Linked DNA regions of Mus musculus: region 1 is linked to region 2. A link is a contact called in ENCODE Hi-C or POLR2A ChIA-PET data. All regions are on one chromosome and are shown on one strand. Each heading gives the region's core, a stretch centred on a gene start or an enhancer-like site at or near the end of the contact. The rest is flanking DNA. Distances are from core to core; before and after follow the strand shown.

Region 1 (3,323 bases), core at 279-2,778, 36 kb after region 2:
AAGTTCCAGGCCAAGGCTATGAGAAACCCTGTCTCCAAAACAAAACAACAGAAATGGGTTTGATCACTTTTGCTCTTCTTCTGGGAAAGTGGCAAGAAGCAGAGAGTCCTGGGAGAGCAGCCGGTGCACACTGTTATCTTGGCTGACCTGAGGGACAGTTACCCAAGCACATCACTCCTGGACTAGGGAGGCTCACCCCAGAACGATGAGTTCACCATACTTGATGGGCTCCTCGCCTGCCAGTGCTTCTTCACCAGGACAAGACAGGATGCAAGAGCCCTGGCTCCCCGGGTGCTGGAGGTCTGAGGTCCGGGGGGATCCCACGTCAGGGTTTCCTTCCAGCACCATTCTGAGCACAGTGGGAGAAGAGAAAAGAACCTTGCAACTTCCCACCCCAGCTCCTCTCAGGCTCTGGCTAGACACAAGGCAAGAATGGTCCGTCAACACTTGTTATTATAACTACTTCCTTTCCCCCAAATGGTGAGGTTGCTGGGATACCAAGGAGGGAGACTGGTGAGACAAGACCAAGAAACAAATGGCAAAATCAGAGTCAGAGTGTTTGGTCGGTTAGAGCAATATACCAACTTTGGATGGAATGTGTTTGGCAGAGGGGCAGCCAGGACTTAAGAGACCTCTAGACTCAGACTTAATTCCTGGCTTAAGCTCTTAACCCCAAGACCTCAGTTAAGCTCTCTGTCAGGTTCTTGGGTGTCTGTCTTCATTCTAATCTTATTGCCCTTTTTGCAGCAGGTCTAGGCCTCTGTCAGTCTGTCTGTTCTCAATGACTCTCTGTCCTCCCAGCACGTCCTTTTCTGCCTGTTCTCGCCCCACTCCGGTCCCTACTTCTATCCTTCCTCTATCTGTCTGCCTTTGTCTTACCACCCACCTGACTCAGTCTCCCTATCTTAGCCTGGCAATGCAGGCAGGCCTCCAGATCCCTCCCTCCCTCAGGTGTCTGTCTGTGGTCCTCAGGCCGCTTAGGTCTCTGGAGGCCTGTGGGGGCGGCGCTCCCCAGTCGGGCACCTCCTGCAGCAGAGTCAGTCGCCCGCAGGCTGTTAACAGCCCCAACGTTGGAAGGTCTGCGCAGAGGCAGGCCTGCACCCCGTGCTCGGGAAGGGCACAATGACAGCATACGCAGATACACACCAGGCGGCCCCTCACAAATACGCGCGCGCACGCTGTCAGTCCCGCGGGCAGTGCCTAGACTGGCACAGCATACCCAAGAACTCCTACGGCAGAGACGCGCCTCCGCGCTAACAGCCACAGGCGCCAGCCCTCAGACCCGCTCTCTTAACCCCGCCACCCCCAGATACTCAAACACGCCCCCAACGCACGCCCAACACAGCCCCCCGCCCCCCACCTCGCCAGCCTCACCTGGCGGCGTTCTGGGGCTCTCTGTGTGCTGCTGGCCCCCACCCGCCTCACCTCTACTGCGCCCCGGGACTGCCGCGGCGGGATGGGCCCGGCCCGCGGCTGCTCGGTGCAGCCTCGTCACGGGGACACCCGAGGCCCGGAGGAGGGAGGGATGTGCACACAAACCTCCACGCCCCACCCCTTGCCCCACGCCCCGCCCCGGCTCCGCCCCTAGAGGCCCCACCTTACCCCGAGGCTCCGCCTCCTGCGGCTTAAGCCTGGCTGTAGTCTGGGAAGCCAAAGAGGTTGTCTACAAGACCCCTCTCTTATTCCAGGCTCCGGACACCTCACCCTCATTCTGGGGTCTTCTAGGTTCTCCCCGAGACCGGAGCCTCCTTTCACACAGTAATCTAGAGGCTCCTTTTCCCAACCTAAGACTAGCGACTGCCCACCCGCTGCTCCAAGACCCCGCCTCCTTTATGGGGAAATCTCGGAATTACAGAGAAGCCCAGAGCAAACAGAGGGAAGGAAACTACTAGAAGAGGCGGAGGAAGGTGCATCACCCGTGGAGGCTGAGGAAAGCCACTGCGGTTGTCTCGAGTGCAGATCTGTCTTTCAGTTCAGCGCGACCACTTTCTCTCTGTGCAACAATCAGTGAGCTCTGGCCTCCTTGGTGTCCAGAGACATGAATCACTGACCTCCCCTCCCAACAGCATGCTTCTATCCTTTGCAAAGCCTCAAAGGAAAGCCCACTTTGGGGTGCTCGGTCCCTCAGGGCCACAGGCTTTCTTCTGTCAGTACCAGGCTCTCTGGGTTGAATTTGGGCAAATTAAGTCCTGTAATCCTTGGAAGGCGGGTACGATAATTGTGGCCTGTCACCCCTGTCCCCGATGCCACAAAACAGATTTACAGAAATGGCTTGCTACAAAGGAACCAAGAGAGGATCTGGCCCATGGCTTCATACACCTTGATAAACACTTTACCACTTACCAACATCTCCAGCCCTTGAACGACTCATTATTTTTTTTATATTAAATCTATTTTCATGTATATGAGTATTTTGCTTCCGTGTATGGTTGTGCACCACTTGTATGCCTACCTGGTGCCAACAGAGGCCAGAAACTCGAATTCTCTGGGACTGGAGTTACAAACAGTTGTGAGCCACCATGCCAGTGCTAAGTATCAAACCCAGAGCTGGGCAGTGGTGGCGCAAGCCTTTAATCCCAGCACTTGGGAGGCAGAGGCAGGCGGATTTCTGAGTTCAAGGCCAGCCTGGTCTACAGAGTGAGTTACAGGACAGCCAGGACTATACAGAGAAACCCTGTCTAATAATAATAATAATAATAATAATAATAATAATAATAATAAAAACCCAGGCTCTCTGAAAGAGCAAGCAGCCATTGCACTTAGCCACTGAGCCATCTCTAGTCCCCTTACTTTGTTTGCTTGTTTGTTAGTTTTGAGAGTCTCACTGTATACCCCTGAATGGCCTGGAGCTCACCATGTACATCATCAGACTAGCCTCCAAAAAGCTGGAGTTAAAAGCAAGGGCCGCCAAACCTGATGAACTCCTGACTTTGAAAGCTGCCATGAACTAGAGATGGACTCAGTTGTGCAACTACCAAACCCAGACACTATTGCAGATGCCAAGAAGAGCTTGCTGATAGGAGTCTGATATATAGCTGTTTCCTGAGAGGTTCTGCCAGTGCCTGGCTAATACAGAAGTAGATGCTCACAGTCATCCATTAGACAGAGCACAGGGTCCCCAATGAAGGAGCTAGATGAGGTACCCAAGGAGCTGAAAGGGTTTGCAGCCCTATAGGAGGAACAACAATATGAACTAACTGGTAACCTCAGAGCTCCCTGAGACTAAACCACCAATCAAAGAAAACACACGGAGAGACTCATGGCTCTAGCTGCATATGTAGCAGAGGATGGCCTAGTCGGTCATCAATGGGAGGAGAGGCCCT
Region 2 (3,588 bases), core at 690-3,189:
GCACATATACTAAATCGTGAATGATATAGAGAAGATTATTAACATGGTCTCTACTCAAAGATGACACACAGGAACTGGGCAAGCCTTTAATTCCAGCACATGGGAGGCAGAGGCAGGGAGAATTTCTGTGAGTTGGAGGCCATCCTGGGGCCTGGACTATGTATTGAGTTTCAGAACAGCCAAGACTACTACAGAGAAAAACTTTGACTAAAAAAAAAAAAAAAGAAAAGAAAAGGTTTGTGAATCATTTCCTATTTAAAGCCTATTATTTTGTATTATAAACTGAAAAGTTAAGCAATAATGATTAGACATAAAGAACTGGGACCTGCAGTGGGTAAAGGTGCGCACCACCATGTCTGATGACCTAACCTCAGTTGCTGGGACCTACATGACAGGAGAGAACCGACTCTCAAAGGTTGTCACCGGACCTCCACACTGCATGCATCCTTCCAACACTAGATAAATTCATTTTGATGCTGTGTTTTGGGATGCAGATTGCTCTGTTTGTTAGTTCGCTTTTGTTTTTTTGTTTTTGATGCAGTTTCACTAAGCAGACCTGGCTGGCCTTGGACTTCACAGGTCACCCTCAAACTCATGGATCGCCCTGTTTCTATTGCCCAAGTGCTGTGATTAGAGGCAGGCACTACCACTCCTGGCCCTCAAATTATTTTTTAGAAAATCATATGTCAGCAGGGCAGTGGTGAGGCATGCCTTTAATCCCAGCACTTGGGAAGCAGAGGTAGGCAGATTTCTGAGTTTGAGGCCAGCCTGGTCTACAGAGTGAGTTCCAGGATAGCCAGGGCTACACAGAGAAACCCTGTCTTGAAAAACAAACAAACAAAGACAAAAAAAAGAGAGAGAGAGAGAGAAAATCGTATGTCTTGGTACTATAAATCCACAACATCTTGCTGTTTAACCTCTGCAGATCATGTTATAAAATTAATGTTCACTTTCCAAATTACTAAGAAATTCTGGGGTTAGAGAGATGGCTCAGCAGTGAAGATCACTGGCTGTCCTTCCAGAGGATCCTGGTTCAAACTCCAGCACCTACACGGCAGCTCTCAACTGTCTGTAAATCCTGTTGCAAGGGATCTGAAACCTTACACAAGCACACACACAAGCAAAGCACCAACGCACACAAAATAAAAATACATCGTTAAAAGAAAGAAGTTGCAACGAAGTGTGCCTTTTTAGTACTGATGAGTTCCAGAGTATGTTGAGCCTCTTTGCAAATCTCACTTCTGAGTGTCACACACACACACACACACACACACCACTCAACTTTCTGATTGCCTACCTTGTACTCCCCATCGCCATGCAAATCTGCCAGTGCTAGAAAACACAAAAGGGTCGAAAAGGAGTCTCAGAATCTCAAAGATTTCTCCATGAAACCGTTCCCTGTTCCTCCCATCCTCCTAGAATCTGGGTGTCCCTAGATATGTCTAGAGACTCACACAGGCAGGAGGAGAAGGTGTGGATGTTGGCCATGGGGTCGTAGTGTGCGTCCAGCCATTTAGAATTGGCTTCGTTGCTGAGAGGGAAAAAAGATAGTTGGAAAGTGAGCCCCATGACGAAATAAATAAATAAATAAATAAATAAATAAATAAATAAAATCTCTAAGCGAGATGACGCCTGAAACAGAGCACGAACATCGAAAGGATAATACCAAGTCTAGATCTGAGCTCAATTGGCGCCCGGAGTGACCAGCCAATCACATACAGATACTTCTTGGCCATCAGCTTTCTTCTGATTTCTAAAGGGCCCTCCCAGAACTTCCACCGCTGCTCGAAAGCAAGAGCCCAGAACCCGCTACCAAGCACCATCTATTCATCTGAGGGAAAGGAAGCGGTGAGGATCCGGGACTTAACCTCTCAGCTCGCCCGCTGTCAGAATCCGATGAAGACGCCGCAGCCATTTTCCCAGGCGTCGCCTTGGCAACCAGCTCAGCCATCGCGCAACACCCAATAGAATCCGGGCATCCGAAAGCACAGGAACAAAGGTTCCGGGGTAAAATTGTCCCGGCTGGGACCAAATAAGCACTGGTTTCCTTGTCCTATGCAATGTTGACTTATGGTTTCTGCATTAAAGACAGGGGCCTGGGCTTTGAGGCCTGGGGAGGAGCGCTTTTTAGGGATTAAGACTAGACTGAGAAACAAATTAATGGGTGAGGATCTCATGTTAGTGTGTTACGGTTCTTTGGCTCCGGAAACATTTGAAAGTACAAGAGTGCTTGCTGCTCTTGCAGAGGACCCTGGACTGCTCAGCACCCACATGGCAGCTCACAATTCTGTAACCGTAGTTCCAGGGCATCTGATGGGGTCTTCTGGTCTCTGCTACCACCACCACACCCATGAAGAAAATGCACACGAACACACAAATCTTAAGAAATATGTCACAAAGAAGAGCTCCGGAACACGTTGTGAGTTTGTGCATTCCTTTGGAAATGATATTCAAAATCTTATTGTGGATTGGAAGCCTAAAGTGATGTAGTGTGCCCTCCCCTGGCTTTGAACTGGAAGAGAAAGAAACATACACTGCAGAGATGGTGGTCGTCATATTTATTTTTCTGGCTATAAAAGTAATACACGAAGAGCGCTGGATTTGGTGAGAATGCTTTGAGCCCTGGCTCTGTCACATGCCACCTGCCGGGTCTAGAACAGTCACTTCTCAGAATTGCCACCTTCCCATGTGGAAAACCGGACTAGGCACCCTGTTGAGCTCCGGCCATAGATGGCAGTGCAGATCCAGAAACTGAGGACATACGGTAAACTGCAAAGTGCTGACAAATGGAAGGGGTTCGCATCACCACCCTCAGCTGAGGTAGCACCAAAGTCCAAGCTCCTGCCCCTCCCTCCCCTGACTCCTAATCACACACAACTCAGAGCTACTGACAGCCCTGGTTTGACAAAGAGGGGAGAGACCACACAGATCTTCTCAAGCCTGGCCAGGTGGGGCCTCCTGGGCCTGGTTCCTCCAGAATCGGGCATCTGCTGCAGCCAGCTGGATAAGAACCTCCTCCAACTCGGGCCCATCCTCGGGAAACCGCTCACAGAAGGAGCGGATGAGACCAGCGGCTGAGGCCTCATACTCCACAAGTTGTACTTCTGAGCCTGGGGGATGGAGAGAAAACAGCAGCACAGAAAGATGTAGTTAGGGGCGGCGAGTTCTGAGCGAGCTCCGGCACAAACTGTCAATGTTCAGGATAGTTATCTAATTACCTACATCAGAATAACCCTGCCAGGAAGGCAGAATTACATGGGGGGAGACTTAGACTTAAATGAATTGCCACTTGACCTCATCCTTCCCTCAAGTCAAGATTTAAATCATGTCTGGCATGGTAGCACACACCATAATCCCAGCACTCAAGGAACTGGGGGAAAAGGATTATTAATTTTAAGGCTAGCCTAGGAAATCCTGGTCTCAACAAAGCCAACATAACCCCAACAATCACTAATAAAAATGACTGATAAAAGCACTCTGTCAGGGCTGGAGTGATAGCTCAGGGGGTTAGAGTACGAGTGGCTCTTGTTGAGGACTCTGGCTGCTCTTAGCCTGGCCTCCCGCACCCACACTGTGGCTCACAATCAT

Evidence for each region. Hi-C counts contacts between places; a loop is a spot of excess contacts on that map. ChIA-PET counts read pairs that join two places held with the same protein, here RNA polymerase II (POLR2A).
Region 1: a loop to region 2 is called in a map of T-helper 2 cell, with 2.8 times the contacts of the local background. The contact joins the promoter of Peli3 here to the promoter of Bbs1 in region 2. A Hi-C loop is called at or near these places in 1 of 37 maps with a recorded cell type or tissue (T-helper 2 cell). POLR2A ChIA-PET finds 5 or more read pairs at or near these places in 2 of 5 experiments (Patski and embryonic stem cell).

Annotation. Positions count from the first base shown.
Region 1 is chr19:4,941,564-4,944,886 of GRCm38, forward strand. Peli3 (pellino 3) reads right to left here and starts at 1,529. Exons shown (of 7, transcript NM_172835.3): 1 at 1,375-1,529; 2 at 197-349. The coding sequence starts at 348.
Region 2 is chr19:4,904,688-4,908,275 of GRCm38, forward strand. Bbs1 (Bardet-Biedl syndrome 1 (human)) reads right to left here and starts at 1,940. Exons shown (of 17, transcript NM_001033128.3): 1 at 1,869-1,940; 2 at 1,455-1,531; 3 at 1,298-1,332. The coding sequence starts at 1,915. Dpp3 (dipeptidylpeptidase 3) reads right to left here. Exons shown (of 18, transcript NM_133803.2): 18 at 2,542-3,110. The coding sequence ends at 2,935.